Linked DNA regions of Homo sapiens: regions 1, 3 and 4 are each linked to region 2. The links are chromatin loops, found by intact Hi-C in ENCODE. Cell type or tissue: HepG2. All regions are shown on one strand.

Region 1 (5,000 bases), 76 kb after region 2:
TGGATGATGGGTGATGTGAAGTCATGGGCCTCAAGGGGTTCATGACCCTTACAGTCTGCCTTGGAATGAAACACAGCTTCTTCCCTTAGGGACCAACTTGAAATGGCCTGAGATTGCCCCTGTGGCCAGGCTGGGCCATTAGGGCTAGATGTTGGAACTGGAGAAAGGACCCTGAGGAGGAGGCCACAGGGAAGAATATTCAGGGAACAGCAGCTCCCAGGTTTCTCCATGGTCTTGTTTTGATTCAGCACTCCAGGTAGGAGAGAAACCAAAGGGAGGTAGCACAAGGTAAGCAAAAGTTAGCTGAAGATGTAGATTGTCCATACTCATTAAGAAAATTTGCTGGCTGAGCATGGTGGCTCATGCCTGTAACCTAGCACTTTGGGAGGCTAAGGCAGGTGGATTACCTGAGGTTAGGAGTTCGAGACAAGCCTGGCCAACATGATGAAACCCCGTCTCTACTAAAAATACAAACATTAGCTGGGTATGGTGGCGGGCACCTGTAATCCCAGCTACTAGGGAGGCTGAGGCAGGAAAATCACTTGAACCCAGGAGGTGGAGGTTGAGCTGAGATTGCGCCATTGCATTCCAGCCTGGGTGATAAGAGTGAAACTCCATCTCAAAAAGAAAAAGAAAAAGAAAAAGAAAATTTCCTAGATTTTGTAGCTCACTCTAATGGGCCAAACATGTTTCATTAATTTTGAAAATAACCCACTTTGAAGAACCAATTTACCCAGTTCTGAAATGCATAGTTCTTTATGGGAGATGCTCAGCACTTCAGGACTACACAATGGAGTAGGAGATGAGAAAAGCCTGGTTTGTCTAAGAAGTCTCTACTAGTCAGGGTGTGGATGGCTTAGAGAAGAGGGGTTAATATGAGAAGACAGGCAACTTCACAAATGGAAGTAGATTCCCACTCATCCTATTAATGGTGTGCCAGAAAACTTTAGGTCCTTATTGACACTTACGGTGTACAGATGACCTGGGCCCCACCTCTGCTGTGAAGATAGGAGTGAAGAATTTCACGGCCTTGCCACCATTTAAAAAATTTTCTTTGTTTCTCTCTCCCCCTTCCTCTACTCTCTGCATGTGGGTGTACATGTGAGTGTGGGTGTGTGTGTTGGGGAGGTGGCTTAGGAATTATTTCAATGAATATGCTGGTAGTAGTTTGAGGAGTAAGTCATATAATTGTTGTGTTTCTACTTCTAGCTTTTAGGAGGAAAACATTCATAGGAGGAGATGATTAATTACTGTTTGAAGAGTGCTTTGAGATCCTCTAATGAAGGGTTTTAGAAGTATGAAACATGTGTCCTGAATGTGTGGTTACAACATGTGATTCTATGTTAGAATGGTGCTAGACTATCAAATAGACCCCTCTCCTATGTCCCTGAATAGGAAAGAACATGCTGACCGGGAAGGAGAGGGGAGGAGAAGAGAAGGGAGAAGGGCTGGAAGGAAAGGGGAGGTGTTGGAGAAAAGACTAGTGTCTTGTGTTAACCTGGAGGAAAGACAGCGTGGGCACCCCGGTGTCTGTGCACAAGTTGCACATCAGTTGCACATCTGAGAGTGAAACAAAGGTTTCCTTTGTTCCCCAACAGTTTGCTCCCTGTGAAGTTTGTTCCCTTCACCTTGCAATCGGAAGTCTGTTGACTTTCGGTGCGGTCTGTTGGTTCAAGCTTTGCCAAAGAGTTAATAACTACTGTATTGTTGTGGTGGAAGCTACCTTTAATTTTTCAACAGAACTGCGGAATTGTTTTCTCTTGTATTATTAATATTATTGGAATAATAATCATCAACCATTAAAATATTTATTATTCTCTGCATTTATGGAACTGCTCTTCTTAGAAAGTCCGCCTTTATTTTTCAACAAAGTCTTATTCTGAGAGGAGGTGCTTTCTCTAATATCTAAGGTCTAGCTGGAGAGCGGGCACCTCTTACACCAGCAGCAAGCAGTCACCTACCGCAGGAACTCACCGGGAGGCAGCAGCGTGTGCTAGTTAAACCTCAGACTCTGGATCCGGCTTGAATTCCTGATCTGCTGCTCCCAGTTACATGACTTTAGACAAGTTATTCACCTCCTCAGAATCACAACTTCCTCATCTGTGAAATAGGGTAGGAATAGTATCTACCTTTCTGTGTTATTGTGAGAATTAAAGGTGTAATTATATATAATGCTTACAATAGGATGTGATACATAAGAAGCCCCAGATAGGTGCTTGCTGCTGCTTCTGTCACCATTATTGCTATCCTCTAAGAAACTATAGGCTGATTTAAAGCAAATTATGATAATTATTTCTGTTATTATTATTAATAAAGCCTCCTAAAGAAACTAAGGTTGATTTAAAGCAAAATGCTGAAGAGGATAGAATTATTTTGGGGGCTCTCCTACTTCTGTTCTTAGTTTCTCTCTTTTTCTTTTAGTTTTTCCAAATTTTTGACAATGTACTCAAGGTTATAATGATGCGTTTGGGCACAGTGGCTCATGCCTGTAATCCTAGCACTTTGGGAGGCTGAGGCGGGAGGGTGGCTTGAGCCCAGGAGTTTGAGGCCAGCCTGGACAATATAGTGAGACTCCATCTCTCTAAAAAAAAAAAAGAAAAAAAAAATGTAGTGATGTGTTAAACATATCCCCTATGAGTGTGACTACTTAAGTCACATATACATACAGGGTTCGATTTATACTTTTAAAGGACACTGGAAGCTTGAATTTTTTTTTCTGGAAAAAAAAAAGAAATAGATCCTCTAGACTTCTAGAACTGTGCAACAGAATTTCAGGGAACATCTAGTTCAACTCCACAGTAGGCAAATGATTCATCCTTAGAGACAGGCATGACTGGTTAGTGGCAGAGTGGGCCTAGAATCTTGGGTTAAGTTAGACAACTAAGAGCTATGAACATGTGGCAGCTGGAGTGACTTCTTGTACACCTGTTTCCACTGAATTGCCCTGTGGCAATATGCCAGAAAAGAATCAGACTGTCTGCAAACTGATTATTTTATGCACTGAAGAGGGGTGTTGCTAAGGTTGCCATCCTGATCCTCTTTATGAACACCCTTGAGGAGCAGTATTGAAAATAGTTATTGTTTCTGGAACAACTGTTTTTTTCTTTAAATTTTTTCTGTTATTTTAGAAAAGTATTATTAATATTATTTTGATTACCAAATCATAGTTATATACATAACCGGTTTGTTTTCATTGGATGAACACCATGAACTTTTAATCTATTAATGTATCACATCTTTGCGTTGGCTACTAGGAAGCTCAAGGACAAATTTACATTCTATGTCTATGGTTAGAAGCTAATAGCTACCACAAATTGCAATTACATATTAGAGCTGAACACCTTGTAGCCAGTTTTCCTGAACTTTGATCTATTAAAAAAGGGAGTTTGGGGGCCCTTTCCATTGCATGCTTTACCTTTTTCATGGATATTCATGGTGTACACATTAATGTCTTAAAGGTTCTGAGAAGTCTGACAGTTTTAAATAAATCAAAAGAGCTTTAAAAATTTTGTTTAGCCTTGTAGTTGTAAAACTTACTTGATTACATAATCTTTAAAAATATTATCTCAGAAATTTCTAGTTTTATATGAAATGCATTTTGGAAAATACTACCTTTCATTAATCTGTAATCAAATCCTGTTTATTATTATTATTATTTTTTGAGATGGAGTTTTGGTCTTGTTGCCCAGGCTGGCGTGCAGCGGCATGATCTCTGCTCATTGCAACCTCTGCCTCCCAGGTTCAAGTGATTCCCCTGCCTCAGCCTCCTGAATAGCTGGGATTACAGGTGCCCGCCACCACGCCTGGCTAATTTTTTCTGTTTTTAGTAGAGACGGGGCTTCACCATGTTGACCAAGCTGGTCTCAAACTCCTGACCTCAGGTGATCTACCTGCCTCGGCCTCCCAAAGTGCTGGAATTACAGGCGTGAGCCACTGCGCCTGGCCAAATCCTGTTTATTAGATTCATGACAGTACAAAGGTTGGTGAACTTGTTTCTTTCTACTTCTGTGCCGCAGGAGAAAGTCTAGGCTGTGTACGTTGGACTAGATAACTGACGAGACCCTTGCTAGCTCTAAAATTTTTGATTCCCAATTTAAAAAATGAAGAAAACTTTTCAAGAATGTCTGTTCCTAGAAGTGGAAATACTAAAATGAATGCTAACGTTAGAACTTAAAACATTATATACCATTTCTGGCACTGTTTATCCATGTCTAATCTAAAAGATTGCTTTAAAAATTATGTTTACAGACACAACCACCAGGAGTGTTTACAAAGACACAAATTTTCTTTGAAAAGCATCGGAGTAAAAAGATGTAAGATTTTCTTGAAACTCTGGTTTGGTATAGAGTTTACAACCCCTCCTTCTTGCTTGATAAAGGCTTGTATAATGAGGTGATGAAACTTCATAGTGTATCTTTGGGAGGCTGTGCAGCTAGATATATTAATTCAAGCGTGTGGCCCATTCAGAGGCGACATTGTTCATTCATGGAGAATTTTGCCTGTAAAACCCATTCCTCTCCCTTCTCCATTAAAACTCAGCAAAAAACAACAAGGACCTCCAATACATATCTAATTATGTATGGGATAATAGGTACATACCCCAGCCATATATGTATTCCCTGGGCATGAGCCTGAGACTCGCCCCAGATAACACATCCAGCCTCTAGAGTTGTTCGTCGCCTTGACCAGTAGGGCCAGAGCCAAGGGGAAATAGCAAGGCAAGGTCACCTGCAAAGAGAAGTGGCAGGCTGCAGGGAGAAAGGACTGGCTTTCACACCTGTTCATGGGTGACATTCAACTTCTTCAGCAGCCTACTGGATGTGTCACCACAATCTCAAGTAGCTCTCATTGCTCTTCTCTTTGTGTATGCCCTTGTGAAGGGTGGGTGGGATTTTGTTGCTTCTCTGGGCCTCTTGTCTCGCTGATTTTGTTAGTATGTTGTTTTCTCCCTGTTTGACTTTTATTCATTTAATTCAGATTGAATGCCTACTATGTATCAG
Region 2 (5,000 bases):
GGAGTTGAACCCAGTTGATAAAGTTCAACTGCCCAACTGCCCAATAGAGCAAGAACAAAAAATTTCTAAGACAAAGGCCAGAGCCTATTTTACAAGGACTCCGGGTACGTGATCAATAAGGCAGAAAGGAGAAAAATTTACCAAAGCCATTACTTAAAGAAGTAAGCTCTCAGATGGGATAATGCCCTGTGAATGCCAGCCGTGGGCCATGAACTCCCCAATTTCCTGAGCAGTCAGTCTGTTGGGGGGTCTGGGGGCCTGATACACAGTGGAAGATCACCCTCTGCCTTTATGGCCCATAAAACAAATACTTATACTTCTAAGGAAATTGGAGTAATCTAGCTAAGGAAAAGGGACTCTTTCCTGGGGCTAGAAGCTCCAGATAGACAAACCTAGGTGACCTGGGCAGAATCAAGACTGCTGTTGCCTTGCTTGTCAGAGGCTGGTGGCAATGAATCCACTAGCACCTGAAGGGATCCATGGAACAGGGGAACAGTGGCAGAGAGGGAGAAGCCCCTTCAATCTGCTTCTAGGAGAGCAGGCAGGCTGCTCGCTGGGCTCTGGGGCCAGTCACAAAGCCAGAGTAGTGTCCCCAATGTCCAGTAGGAATTTTGTCAAATCTAGTGAGAGAGCTTTCGAAAACTGCCCTGTTAAAGGGAGGTGATAGAGAGTACCATGATTACAGCTGGGATTCAGGGGTCCAGCTGCGTGGATTCAAATTCTGGCTCTGCCTCTTGCCAGCTGTATAATTTTGTTTAATTCCTCTATGACTTAGTTTTCTTATCAGTAAAATGGTGATAATAATAGTGCATATTAGGTGCAGCTTTTAAGGATACATGAGCTTATACTACATACCTAGAGAAACAGCAGGATGAAGTGTCTAAGAGCACAGGCTCTGGAGCCAGATGGCCAGGGTTTGAATCCTGGCTCCACCACTTACTGTGTGCATGATGTAGGGCAAGTTATTTAGTTTCTCTGTCTCATTGTCCTCTTTCATGGGAATAATAGCATACTTCCTTCATTTTGGTCATCACAAAGATTAGTGAGTCAATCTATGTAAAGGGTTTAGAATGGCACCGATATTTAGCAAGCACTCTGTTAGCTGTGATTAGCACAAGGCCTTGTACATCTTGGTGTGATTGTGTGGCATATAATAATCAGGCAATAACATTTTCCTTCTGCTGGAAGCGGAGACAAGAGGGGGAAACTCATATGCTTGTGACAGAGCTCTGCCCAGTTCATATTCAACACATCTCAGAACTGCCCTGTCTCTTGGTTGATGACACTGTGGGTAGTGAAGTTTGGTCCATTCCCACAGGTGTGATCACATTGGTGTCCGTTTTGCGCTCTGCCCCAATCACACCTTAGCTTCTAGGCTGCCTACCAAAGACATTGTCTCCCCAGTGGCGCTCTCAGACCCAGCCTGGCAGCACACTGCCATTGTTGGGTGACTGATGGCCCACGGGAAATGGGGCTTCCCTTCTGCCCTGGGGCCTGGCTGTGAAAGCAAGCACAAGAAAAATGGTATCAATAAAGAAGGCTGCTCCTGGTAGACAGTGCCTCTTTTTTTCCAACTAAATGATACACCTAAGGCATAAACCACAGAGTCTGAAATCTGAGCCAACCTGGTTGTCTTTTCAGCTTCTGGAACCCACTTGGGACATTGCTACTCCCCCGTGCCTCAAGGGTACCCTTCCTTAAGACCTTGTCCTACAAAGGCCTCATCGTGATTTGCCTGTTGGAGCTTGGCTTGCTCTGATAGACAAAGTGCAGGAGTGGGGTGTGGCTGAGCCGCAGCAGCTGCAGGGAGATCTTTCAGAGAACTGTGGGCAGGACAGAGAACTCCGATCCTGGCCCTGGCACTGGCAGGCTGGGTGAAGTCTCTAGTGCTTAACCCCCTTAGTCCTCTTTTTGCAAAATGAAGGCAACATCAACAGACTTCGGGGAGTCTCCTGAGACTAAATCCTTAAAGAGGGAGTTAGGGAAAAGCAGGTGGTAGTGTTCACTGTGTTGACAGAGCAATCATGCTCATCAGAACCTGTGGTTTTAGGGCCTGGGGGCCATGGAAAGAGCAAGGGGTGGCTTCATCCTCAGGTGGATAGTTCTCCTTCCTGGGGCCTCTCTTCCTTCCTCTCTCCCTTGCTATCCCCTAACCTGTCCCAGTGCTTCTTTAGAGACCAGGAAGATTCTCAGGAATGGTTGCCCCTTGGGCCAGTGTTAGAGCAGGAATCTAGAAGGAAGGTCATGTGTTAGGCCTGCAAAATTTACCCTTCTCCCCAGATGCTTCCATTCCTCTTTACCTCACTGCCCTCCCTTAGATTTTTATTTGGCCTAACTTAGGTCATTTTTTTTAACCAAAAAAAAAATGGGGGGCTATTGGCATAGTTCTACCTCAGCAACTATCCAGGGAGCCTGGCCTGGTCCAGGCATGCAGTGGGTTTTCCTTCAGAAATGAGTCCTTTGAGAGCCCAGAGAAGGGCAGCCCTGAGCCTGTTCACTCAGCCTGACCTGGAAAAACTGCAACCCACTGAGACACTCTGTTTCTCAGTTCTGTCCTTTCTAGAAGGTACCATTCCTCCTGAAAGGTCAAAGTGACTGTTCAGTCTCAATCTATCATGTGATGAAAGGTGTGGTACCAACTACAGCAAATAAACTTACAATTTCCAACATCCAACCAAAGAGGCTGACTACAAAATAAAGCTATTCCTACGAAACTGCAATTTTTGCAGGTCAAATTTTCAGCCAGCCACCAGAGGGTGCCCGTAGAGCTCTCTAAAAATGACCAAAACCTGAAGAATTAGAGGAGAAAGAAAATTTCCAGTGCATGGAAGACCAGGACAAAATACAGCTTACCCCCACGTGACTTGAACAGATACACAGGCCAGACAAGGAGCTGTGAGGCTGTCGACAACAAGAACCAGGGTGGGAGTAACCCCAGATTTTACCTAGATATGAGCTAAACAAGTTGCTTCTTGATTTCACATTGGCAATTGCGATAGTACTTTGAGGACTGGCCCAGAAAGCATTTTCATCCCCTGGCAAAACTCTTCCCCATCAGCTTCCCAACCATGTGTACAAAGGAAATGCAAATACATGTGAATAGTAGCCTGAGTCAAAGTCTTCTTGGAAGGTAAGGCTGCTTGCGACTGCTGCTGCTTTGAAAAAGAAAAATCCTACAATGCAAGTGAAAGGACAGATTTTCTGAGCCACTGCTTCTGCACCAGGGTGAGGGTTCAGAAGGACGAAATACAGGTACCATGGTTCTCTGAAGAGATGGTCTTGTGTGGAGCACACCTGGCATGAAAGGATGGGGACAGCTTCTACCCTCTCCCCAGCAGGGCCCGACAAGCAGGCTGTGTGGCATTCCTGTATTTCCAGGGCTGGCACAGTGGCTGACACACAGTAGCTGCCTGTAAATGTTTGTTGAATGAGTGAATAAATGACTAGGAAGGGAGCTGGAGTGGGTGTGACACTGTCTGGGCTGGCTGGAGCTTTCACCAGGTTGAGGGATGACAGGGAAAGGGGTAGGTGGGTGTGGGAGGGTAATTTCCCAGTGAGGAGAGATTCTGTGTTTCATCTGGGTTGCCTGTCTGAGGCCTTTTCTGTGGGCAACGAAGGCCCTAAGACAGAGTGTGTGGACTCTGCCCTAATGATAGTCAAACCGCCCAATGGTCCCATTCATTCACGTATTTGTCTACTAATTGACAGCTATTGAGTACCTAATGGGAACCGTGGCCTTCATCCCTCATCCCTACGCAGGCGACCCCAGACTGTCTTAGCCACCTTCGTGAGCTGGGGATGGGAATGCCGGAGGAAGTGAGCACATGGCTAATACTGGGCAGGGGCTTTGGCTGTCTGGAAATGCAGCCAGCAGGGAGCTGGACTGAGGCACCGGTTGCTGGCAATTGGGCCATTTGTCTCTCTGGACAAGTGCAAGCAATAAGTGTGTATGTGCTCTGTGTGTGTGAGACTATGCAGGTGTGAGTGTGGGTTGCAATAATGTTTCACCTTTGCCTGAGGGTCTACCATTTCACAACCCTTTGGCAGCACCCAGCCTCCCTTGCTGTGCCTACAAGGGAGAGAAGAGGTGATTAATATTTAAATTTGGAAATAGCTGTAGTTTGGAGACAGACATTATCATTCTAATTCACCATTGGAGAAATTATTATGTCCATGCTTTGCAGAGTATAATGTAGCCTCTATACTTGCTCCCTTCCTAATTTTTCTCCCTTGGGGCTGCTTTAATGACATCTTTGGGGGGATTACAGCCTTCAGATGAACCAAGGGGCATGTCTGACTTGGAAGAAAGAGAATGGGTTTAGGAATCTTCTTGTTTCTCTCCTCCCCTGCCCATGGCTAAGTCTGTCCTTCTGATACTATAATGAGCATCTTTTCCCCATCAGACTGAGAAGTGTAGTTTCTTGAGCTATAACCCTTTTAGTTTGCAAATCTCACACTGGTGAGGTGCTGATGATCGCTGGGCCCACTCTGAGTAGTGGCCCAGCAGGATTCCCCACACTCTGTGAGCTGTTTGATGGCATAGATTATGTATCCACCTAGTCCTTTTAAATTTCTGATCTCCAACAGGTCTTGGCACAGTCCTGTGTACTGGGCAAGGTTAGACACAAGTGAGAGACTACTAGGAAAGAGCTTCAATAAACCAGCTATAGCTAAAGCAAAGGAAAATGTTCTGGAAAAGCTAAGCAGGCTCCCGAAGAAGCTTCCACTGGATTTTCCCATCAGATTGCTTTTGTCATAAGATCTTCTCTGGGGAAAAAATCCATTTTTTTTTTTAAAGGGAAGGAAAGAAAACCCATACCTAGAGGCAAAAGATGGCCCAATGACATCTTTGCCTGAGCTCTCTGTCAAGGAGAATCTTAGTGGAAGCCATAAGATTATGGAGTTTAGACATCAACAGAGAGAGTGTGGGTCAGGGAGGAGCTTACCTTAGACACACTCAGCATGGACCAAGGGGAGTTGTGTGGATCTGTGAGTGCCAT
Region 3 (5,000 bases), 230 kb before region 2:
AATAAGGCCCACGTAGCTATAATGAGTTTTGCTGTATAGAGATTCTAGGACAAACCTAGAAGCTAAGTGTCCTGGATTCTATTTGAAGATGTTATTGACTCCTTGGGAAGCCTTAAGATACTCAATTAACTGCCTTGAAGAATACTAGTTTATTTCTTTAAGTTGGAGTATGTAACAGGCTAAGGTTTTCCTTTCTTTGAGAATATCCTACAGTTTCCTACAAAGCGTCAAAACCGTGTGTGTGTGTGTGTGTGTGTGTGTGTGTGTGTGTGTGAAAAGAAATATAAAATTCCCTTTTCTTATTTTGGCTTATCTTCCCAGTTGGAATAAAATTCTCAACACATTTTTTCCTGGATGCACTCATAGTTCAAATGATGTTCCTTTAGGAAAAAAACCAAATCCACAACAAAAATTACCCATAAGATTTAATAAACCCACTGTATTTTTCTGTTCTTTTTCAATTCTATTTTCCATGTATTTTCATCCTTTTATAGCAGGAGCTCATCATTACTTTTTTTTTTTTTTTTGGTAAAATCATTGCTGTTTTTTTTTCCTGTCTAATTGCCTCATTGATTCATTTACCTAATAAACTTAATGGCTGAATTAAAAATAATTACGTGAATGAAAATGTAACCTCCTACAAGTCCTCTACTTCTTTGCACAAGGTTTAACTTTTAGAGAAATAGGTACTTTTGGCCGGGCGCGGTGGCTCATGGCTGTAATCCCAGCACTTTGGGAGGCCGAGGCGGGCAGACCACTTGAGATTGGGAGTTTGAGACCACCTGGCCAACGTGATGAAATCCTGTCTGTACTAAAAAAAATACAAAAATTAGCCAGGCGTGGTGGCATGTGCCTGTAGTCCCAGCTATCTGGGAGGCTGAGGCAGGAGAATCCCTTGAGCCCTGGAGGCAGAGGTTGCAGTGACCTGAGATTGCGCCACTGCACTCCAGCCTGGGTGATAGAGTGAGACTCCGTCTCAAAAAAAAAAAAAAAAAAAAAAAAAAGAAAGGTGCTTTTGACCCTTTCTCTCTATTCCATGCCTTTCTTAAGACATGTGCTGGTTAGTTAACTTGGGGAGTGACTCCATTAGCTAAGTGACAGTAGTCAGCCTGTGTCTGAAAGGGACTTAATCCCTGGTATCTTTTTCTTGTTCAAGTTGAGTAGCTGTGTTCTTTCCCAAGAATGCAGGCTTCCCTCTTTGGATTAATCTGTGTCAATGCCAGGAGCTTTGTCATGGCAAAAGAGATACAGCTGTGAACAAGGAACTTTTACTATGCTTTTAATTCAGTCAGTTGGTCAATATTTATTTAGCACTGTGACATATCAAGAATATAACCTCTGGTCCCTAGGAGCTTCTGACTTAAGGTAGACAAAAATAATGGCAAGACAAAAAATAATGTTGAAACAGAGCTGCAGGAAATTCTTTTGCTACCCAGCCCTTGTTCCAGCACTGTTAGTCTCTTGGTGTTCCAGGACTTGCACACTTCCTTTTCGTCATCTTTCAGCAGAGTTGTACATTGCAGCATGGGCTCTCTGGTGGCGGCAAGTCCCTGAGATGTGGTGTTAAGAGTATGTCTCTGGTCTTCCCTGTGGAGAGTGATAAGAAAGGGAGTTGAGGGCCAGGCGCAGTGGTCCATGCCTGTAATCCCAGTCCTTTCCGAGGTGGGTGGATCACCTGAGGCCAGGAGTTTGAGACCAACCTGGCCAATATGGTAAAATCCTGTCTCTACTGAAAAGATAAAAATTAGCCAGATGTGGTGGCATGCGCCTATAGTCCTAGTCCCAGCTACTTGGGAGGCTGAGGCAGGAGAATCCCTTGAACCTGGGAGGTGGAGTTTGCAGTAATCCGAGATCACGCCACTGCACTCCAGTCTGGGTGACAGAGCAAGACTCTGTCTCAAAAAAAAAAAAGGAAAAAAAGAAAGGGAGTTGCATATTCCCTATGTATCCTCTCTCTGGAGGTAGTGCAAAGCATGTGGGTTTTGGAGTCAGGCCTGACTCCGTTGTGTAACCTAAGGGTAAGATTTTGGCCTCTCTGAAAGCTCAGTTTCTCATCTGTAAAATGGGGATAATAATACCAGCCTCATAAGGCAGATGTGGTGATTAAGTGAAAAAATGAATGTAAAATGCTTAGAGCAGTGCCTGGCATGAAGCAGGTGCTTACTTTGCTCCTTGTCCTCCCAAGCCTCCAGTGGGAACTTCTGCTTTCGGAACAGTGCCACATTCTCTCTGGAAAACAAGCTATGTTATTTGTTAAGCTGCTCCAATGGCTCAGTCAATAGACTAAGAGTTATAGTCCCCAGAGTCAAACGACCTATTGTTATTAAATTGCCTTGGCCCTGCTAGTTTTGGGAGTTGTCATCTTGCACTGTTGATTTACAGTTTTCTTCCAACCCTTCTCTTGTAAATGTTGTTACTAGTTCAGGGCACTAGATGGCGCCATTTTACTAGGTATCGATAACTTTCAAAAACGGACCCCTCTGTCCTGCACTTTAAAAAAAAAAAAAAAAAGAAAAAGAATTTATATCGCATGCATCAGTATAGCCATATATTCCAGCACATCAAAGAAATACCTTTACATTTTGGTGTTTCTTTCATTTATAATAGGGAGAGTGTAATGCTGAGAAATCACCCAGAGGTGCACACGATTTAGTTCCATGGTTTAGTAGAGCAAGAAAACTATGGAGTAGACTCACAGGGAAGCCACAAATTTAATGGAAACTGGAAAATGAAGTGAATGAGGTAAAGTCAAATAAAAGTGGATTACTTGGTGTTTAAAGAATGGATAGGTAGGCTGGGGCACGGTGGCTCACGCCTGTAATCCCAGCACTTTGGGAGGCCGAGGCGGGCGGATCACCTGAAGTCAGGAGTTCGAGACCAGCCTGGCCAACATGGTGAAACCCTGTATCTACCAAAAATACAAAAATTAGCCGGGCGTAGGGGCACGGGCCTGTAATCCCAGCTACTCGGGAGGCTGAGACAGGAGTACTGCTTGAACCCGAGAGGCGGAGGTTGCGGTGAGCCGAGATCACGCCACTGCACTGCAGCCTGGGCGACAGAGGGAGATTCCGTCTCAAAAAAAAAAAAAAAAAAAAAAGAAAAAAAAAGGATAGGTAATGCCATGGTAAGCTCTAACAATGGAAGGATTTCTAGGGAAGATGATAAGCCGCTGTTAATCTCCACCACAAGGAAGAATAGAACAAGAAGAAATGGACTTATATGACTACATGAGAGACGTAAGTTAACTACAAGGAAGAATTTCTGGAGCCAAGGCAGTGTAATGTCACAACCAGGAAAATTATCAAATTTTTCTTTATTAATGTTAAAAACAAAGTAGACAAGAACTTGACATGTACAGGTTGGTTTATTTGCCATTCTACTAGAAGACGGAGGAAGGTTCTCTCCTTTATCATGATGCTTATTTGAAGCCTGGCATGACACAGGGTAGGACAATAGTCTTGTGTCCCAATCGTGCAGGCTGGGACTCGATATGAGCTAACAGGATTAGCAGTGTTTTGAAAAGTATCCCATTATTATGTGTCTGTATATCGGTATTATATTAGAGATCTATAGGAGTTGCTGGCATTTTTTTTCTTGGTTTCTAAAATACTTATATAAGGGTTGGGCTAGAGGGAGGAAAACGATCACAGGCGAAGAGAAAATCAAAGATCTCTTCATTGGCACTGTTTTTTGAACCTCTGTCTTGTTACTTATTATATGATCGCTCAGACTGTGGTTTGGTTTTGTTTATTGGCTATTCCTTATTGATACCTGTAATAGCTTGTAGATGAATATGGAGATTACATAGTTGTGATTATACACCAAGTCCACAAGGGGGCGCCAAACTCGACCTTCTCCCCAGAGTCACCCAACAGTACATATGGTGTCTATCCTGGTCGGTCTCCTTTCTTCCTCTCCTGCCCCATGGTACCATCAGTCCTCCTCCCGAGGTCCCATCTTCGTCCTGGGAGAATGCTTCATGTATGCCTTTTCAGGTTCTTCAGATCCTCATAGCAAATAATAAATAAGACAATAAAACTTTCCATTGCTCACAGTGACTGCCCCTCACTGCTTAACTTAGCTGCGCTATTCTAACAATACTACATCTTTCCAGGCTGGGCCTCACGTGGCTCATGCCTGTAATCCCAGAACTTTCGGAGGCTGAAGTGAAAGGATCCCTTAAGGCTAGGAGTTCAAGACCAGCCTGGGCAGCATAGCAAAAACTCGTCTCTACAGAAAATAAAAAAAAATTAGCCAGGCACAGTGGCATGTGCCTGTAATCCCAGCTACTTGGGAGGCTAAGGCTGAGGCAGGAGAATCGCTTGACCCCAGGAGTTCAAGGCTGCAGCGAGCTATGATTGCACCACTGCACTCCAGCCTGGGTGACAGAGTGAGACCCCATCTCTTAAAAAAAAAAATACTATATCTTTCCTAAGGTCATCTGCCAGGAAGGGGAGAGGTGAAGAAATAAAGATGGTGATGGAGGATTGGGATGAGGTGGAGAAAATTTAGTCCAGCCAGATTTTTCCTTTACTGATTATAAATGCATTGCGTGTTAACTGTAGAAAATTTGGAAACAGATATAGAATAGGACAAAAAGCAAAATTATTTATACTTCTGCTACTTCTAGATAACTACAGTTAATATTTTAAAACATTGTATTCTATGTAGCCATAGGAATTTGGAGAAACTGAAGCAACTGTTTGTAGAGAGCTGATCTGAAAAGTTATCCAGGGGCTAAAAAAGCAAGCATGATCTGTGGATCAGTGGGTAGAGAAAATCTGTTCTCAGAGAGAAAAGTGAGGCAGGGATCTAGAAAGAAAAGCAAATGAAGGTCTCTTGATCTCAGAGAGCAATAGAAAAAGTAAGAGTGGCTTTCTGGATATGAATAACTATTACGTATAAATTAAAAAAAAGAATGGCTTCCTGGGTCTTCTGTGCTTCTCCTTTTCCCAGTTCCCAGGATTAGGAGTTTTGAGCCATGACAGTACCGCTCTTAG
Region 4 (5,000 bases), 260 kb after region 2:
ATCTTACATGGTGCATGCACAGATCACATCTCTGCAGCCTTCCCCGTGCATTGCATTTCCACTCACCTCCTCCTCTGAACTCCCCCGTGTGTACATTTTTAATGCTATTTATCACATTTTACTTTATACTAATCGTCATAGCTGGGTCCTTCTTCCCCCGTGACTGTAAGTTCCTTGATACGGGCAGATATGGTGACTGATACAGTTTTGAAATCCCCATGCCGCCTGGCACACCACAGAGCCTCAATTAGTTTACCCACTTTCAAACATGGGTTTTTGAGAAGGAAAGGCAAGAGTGGTGTGAGACGAGGCTGGAGAGGTAGCACAGGGCCAGATAAAGATGACAAGTTTAGGAGTCTTTGAGGATTCTGGATTTTACCCAAAGAACTATATTAGCGCAGGATTTTAAATGTGGGATATGACATGGGTAAAACCAACATTTAGAAATATTTCTCTGCTGGAATGGAGAGGGGCAGGCAAAAGATGGTGGTAGCTTAGATTGATGGTGGGGGACAGTGGGAAGAAAAAAAGGAAAAGATCTGAAGAAAAATCTAGTAGACAGAGTGGACAGGAATCACAATTGATTTGATGTGAGGAATAAAATAAATGAAAATATTAAGAGCGTTTGCCAAATTTGACTTAAATACCTGGCTGCATGGGGATGCAAATTTCACAGTGAGAGACTGCTGAAGAGCTGGGTTCACTGTGTGTGCAGCAGGAGGAGGTGCAGGAAGTGAGGAGGTAATTTAGTTTGGTTCATATCGAGCTTGAGGTGCCTACGAGACATTCAGGGGTGATATCCAGGAACATGGGTTTGGAGATGGAGCTGGATCTGTGGGAATAGACAAAAGCACCTAAGAAGGGGGTAGAATAAGAAAAGAAGAGGGCCTGAGACAGAGCCTGGAAGATTCCAGCATCAATAGGCTAGGGCAAGATGGCAGAGTCAGCCCCAGACACTGAGGAATAGTTTGGTGTTCCTGGGCCTGAGGGACAGCAGTGTTCTCAGAAGGTCACCTGTGGCAAAGCTGCCAAGAGGTCAAGTAAGAAGAGAACTGAAGAGCTTAGACTGGAGGTAGCGTGGCCATGTGAGGCACTGTGAGGGCAGGCAGACGGAATGACATTGGAATGAGCTAAGAAGTGGGTAGACAGGAGGAAACGGGACTGGCTTGCAGGGAGCTCTGCTGAGAAGTTTCATTGCAAAGTGAGGAGAGATAGAGGCTGTAGCTCAAGGCATCTGTGGGGAGTGGGAGAGGTTAGGGTTTGTTTACTTGTTTTTGCTTTTAAGATAGAAGAGACTAGAACATGTTTAAATGTGAGAATGGAAGGAGGCAAGGAAGAGGGAGAAGGTAAAGACTCAGGAGCCACACATGACAAATGATGACTGAAAGCGTCAAGTTCCCAAGAAGGTGGGAAGATGGAGCCTCCAGGCTGCAGATGGAAGAACTGGCCTTTGTCTGATGAGGAGGGAAATGTCTTCATTTACAACAAGAAAGAGGAGATGATGAGTACGGTGCAGGGGCTTTGTGACAACAGGAAGGCAAGACAGCCTTTGGAGAGGCTTTAATGTCTGTGATATCAATGTGGAGCTAAAACTCTATTACTATTAATAATGAATTATCATAATGAAGCAGCTACCAGTAGCGACTGATGACTATGCTAAGAATTTGTATTTAATAATTTAAGCCTCACAACAAACTTATTGGGTAGGTTTTATTTATACCTGAGGAAACTGGGGTTCATAGAGGTTAAATAATTTGGCCCAAAAAGTGACAGTTGGTAAGAAATAGACCCAGGAATGAACCCTATGCCCATTCCAAACTCCCTGTTATTGCTATTACTGTGGCTATTGTCTGGCTATTGCTGTTACATCGGCAATAAGGGCCAACTCTTTACTTTTTTAAACTCACTGTGTGCTTCATGCTATTGGGAAAGTTTATAGTATACTGGAGAAGGCTTTCCTCGTCAATCTTAGGGTTAATTGAACTGTGTGCAGCTTATAATTCTAAGAATACTGGAAATGGATGGAGACAATCAGAAGAGTCCTCCCCCACATTGTGTTCCGAAATGCAGTGATTAGGTGTCATATTCTAGCATTAAAATTTTTTATCTGCTCCTTGTCTGCACAGGAGGGCAGCAGATATTTACCAGCACTGGAATAGTTAATGAAGCATGCAGCATTAGGTCTCTTTCTCATAACGGGCTTTGGGATTTTTGCTGTGATTGTTCAATGTACACTCTGCCCTCTAGTGGCCAAGATCTCCCTCGACCCGAGGGGTATCCACGAAACCCCACGCAGGGCCGTGGAAGGGGAGTTTCCTTGCACTTCACAATGGCTCTGTCCAAAGGATTTTCTTATGTGCATTTCTGTATTATTTTCATTCATTAGTTTCTCTCTCCATCTTCTACAGTAATGTATGATCAATTGGAAAACCCAGGTGACCCAAACTCCAGTGCCATTTCATAGCCATACAGCCTTGAATGCAGTCGTTATCACTGTGAGCCGGATCCCGTGGATCTGAACATGGGCTTTGGAGGCAGAAAGACCTGGACTCCAGGCCCAGAGTAGCCCACCTTTGTACGCGGACAGTTTCTTCCCCTGGGAAAGGGGGATAACATTACCTGCCTGGGGATTAAATGGGCAAGTGTGTACAAATGGCCTGGCACCTCACGATTGTCCAACAGATGTTGGTTCTCATGTTTCTTTGGCTTAACTCCCTGATTTCTGGGAAGATCTTTGAAGAGTAAGTGAGAATCGTCTCTGATGACAGTGTTGCGTTTAGCCGGTGTTGCATTGTAATTGTCTGATTATTGTTCATGTGCCCCATTGGACAATAAGCTTTGGTGAAGATAGGGGTCTTGTTGGTATCCCCACACCCAACACATAAGCCATTCAATAAATCTTTGCTGAATGAATAAGAATGAAATGTGTCCTAACACAAAGAAATGAAAAATGTTTGAGATGATGGATATGCTAATTGCCCTGATCTGATCACTGTACATTGTATCAAAACACCACTGTGTACCCCATAAATATGTACAATTATTATGAATCAATAGAAAAAAACTGGCTCGGCGCAGTGGCTCACGCCTTTAATCTCAGCACTTTGGGAGGCCTAGGCTGGCGGTTCGCTTGAGCTCAGGAGTTTGAGACTAGCCTAGGCAACATGACAAAACTGTACCTCTACCAAAAATACAAAAATTAGCCAGGCATGGTGGCGCATGCGTGTGGTTCCAGCTACTTGTGCGGCTGAGGTGGGAGGTTCACCTTAGCCTGGAAGATTGAGGCTGCAGTGAGCCATGACTGCACCACTGCACTTCAGCCTGGGTGACAAAGTGAGACCCCGACTCAAAAAAAGAGAAAAGCAAAGCAAAGCAAAGCAAAGCAAGAAACCCTGAACATATGGCTCCCAAATTCAAGCATCTCAAGTCATTTCCTAGGCACACTAAATTTTAAGACCTGCTCTAGAGGTTTGACCTCTAGGAGTCAAGCTATGGATAGAATTTAATTTGGGACTTACCTTTGTTCTCTATAATCTGCTTCATATCTGGTGACTTTTGACCTCAGCTGGGAAACAGAGCTCATGACTTCCTGCCAGATTCTTTGTCAAAAGAGCTAGTACGTGTGTTTATGAAATGGAGTCTGACTTAATGCAGAAGCTTTCTTTAAAGGTCTTGACCATAGTTTAGGGTTAAGGGAATTATTACAGAAGAAACAATTAGCATCTTACTAACTGACTGTAGGCTTGAAGTCTTTCCAAATAAACAATTTTCTTAAAAATGTTATTTATCTTTTACTTAAAAATGGCCCCTTTAGTCTCTGTATGCTTCTCTTCTTGAAACTGTGTCTCTAGGGTTTCCAAATGAGCTCATTACTTGATCTGGCTTGCTGCAGTTTCAGGAAGGCAGTTCCTATAATGTTCCTGATTGTTTGTTCTGACGTTCTTCAGACATCAGTTACACAAATGTAGAAAAAAAGCCCAGGCTTTCCTCTAGGTCGAGTTGCCAGTATGCTTCTATGGAATTTGATCCCCCAAAAAAACTACTTAGGAGACCCGAATCTGGGGGCAGATACATTTCCATAGCTCTTGCCTCAAGTGACTATTTTTTCAGTTTTATTGAGGTATAATTGACTAATTGTATATATTTGTAGTGTACAACATAATGTTTTAATATATGTATACATTGTGAAATATTGCCACAGACAAGCTAATTAACATATCTATCATCTCACATAGTATTTTTTGGGGTGAGAACATTTAAGATCTGTTAGCAATTTTCAAGTGTTTAATACACTTATTAAATATATAATCTGAATAACTAATCTGAAGATTATTGGACAGCATGGTGACTGTACAATAGTAATTCATCCTGTCTACCTGAAACTTTGTACTTTTTGAGCAAATCACCCCATTCCTCCTCAAGTGAGTATTTTAATGTTTAAGTTTCAGAAACTTTAGGGAAAAAATTCTTTTCTCTCTCACAAGTTAAAATCAAAGAACCCAGTCTGGTTACATTTAAGTGAGCCAGGAGGGCAAAGTTGGGGAATATTATGCCTGGGGCTACTTGCTCCCAGATCAACAGAGTTTAACAGCAAGAACAATACTTACTGAGCATTTATTACATGCCAGGTGTCGTGCTGATTACATCACAGGCCATAGATCCAATATGATCCTCACAATAGTAACTGTGACACAGTGCAACGCTTATTACCCCCATCTTATCAGCTGAGGCATATAGCACAAAAGCGAGAAGCTGAGGCATATAGCACATAAGCGACTTGACAGGGATCATGTGGTCACTAAGTAATAGCACTAGGATTCAAACCCAGGCCCATCTGATCCACATTCATAAAAACTGGGCTATCCTCGAGGACAACTACTTTTTTCACTGATAGTCTGGAAAGACGTTGTTGCTATGCCAGCTCTATAGCTCGGGTATCCCTGGAGCTGCTGCTTCAGGAATGTGGTCTTTACGTCACAGTCAGTACCTCCTCTTAGTTG

The links. Hi-C counts contacts between places; a loop is a spot of excess contacts. Peaks named below come from ENCODE experiments on the same cell type or tissue, not always from the same donor. Only the 100,000 strongest peaks of a DNase experiment are listed, where the experiment ranks them.
Region 1: it touches region 2 in a loop (6-fold over the local background); 6 of 110 quality-filtered maps call a loop at or near these places.
Region 3: it touches region 2 in a loop (11-fold over the local background); 3 of 110 quality-filtered maps call a loop at or near these places.
Region 4: it touches region 2 in a loop (13-fold over the local background); 101 of 110 quality-filtered maps call a loop at or near these places.

The regions. Positions count from the first base shown.
Region 1 is chr14:34,020,992-34,025,991 of GRCh38, reverse strand. All of the region lies in intron 5 of LOC102724945 (a long non-coding RNA gene), which reads left to right. Among named protein-coding and RNA genes, the nearest start is that of EGLN3-AS1, 16 kb to the left of the region's middle. In HepG2, a CTCF peak has its summit at 1,968; DNase peaks (open chromatin) are centred at 1,611 and 1,981; H3K4me3 peaks cover 1,292 bases.
Region 2 is chr14:34,096,634-34,101,633 of GRCh38, reverse strand. The region is part of intron 4 of LOC102724945 (a long non-coding RNA gene); the gene reads left to right. It overlaps LOC105370444 (a long non-coding RNA gene), which reads left to right and starts at 2,602. Exons shown (of 2, transcript XR_943735.2): 1 at 2,602-3,252. In HepG2, a CTCF peak has its summit at 2,750 (motif pointing right); a DNase peak (open chromatin) is centred at 2,773; H3K27me3 peaks cover 2,805 bases.
Region 3 is chr14:34,321,977-34,326,976 of GRCh38, reverse strand. No RefSeq gene overlaps it. Among named protein-coding and RNA genes, the nearest start is that of SPTSSA, 140 kb to the left of the region's middle. In HepG2, CTCF peaks have their summits at 2,433 (motif pointing right) and 3,839 (motif pointing right); DNase peaks (open chromatin) are centred at 2,426 and 3,846.
Region 4 is chr14:33,837,044-33,842,043 of GRCh38, reverse strand. No RefSeq gene overlaps it. Among named protein-coding and RNA genes, the nearest start is that of EGLN3, 110 kb to the left of the region's middle. RefSeq lists a silencer at 2,147-2,441. In HepG2, a CTCF peak has its summit at 2,241 (motif pointing left); a DNase peak (open chromatin) is centred at 2,233; H3K27me3 peaks cover 1,366 bases.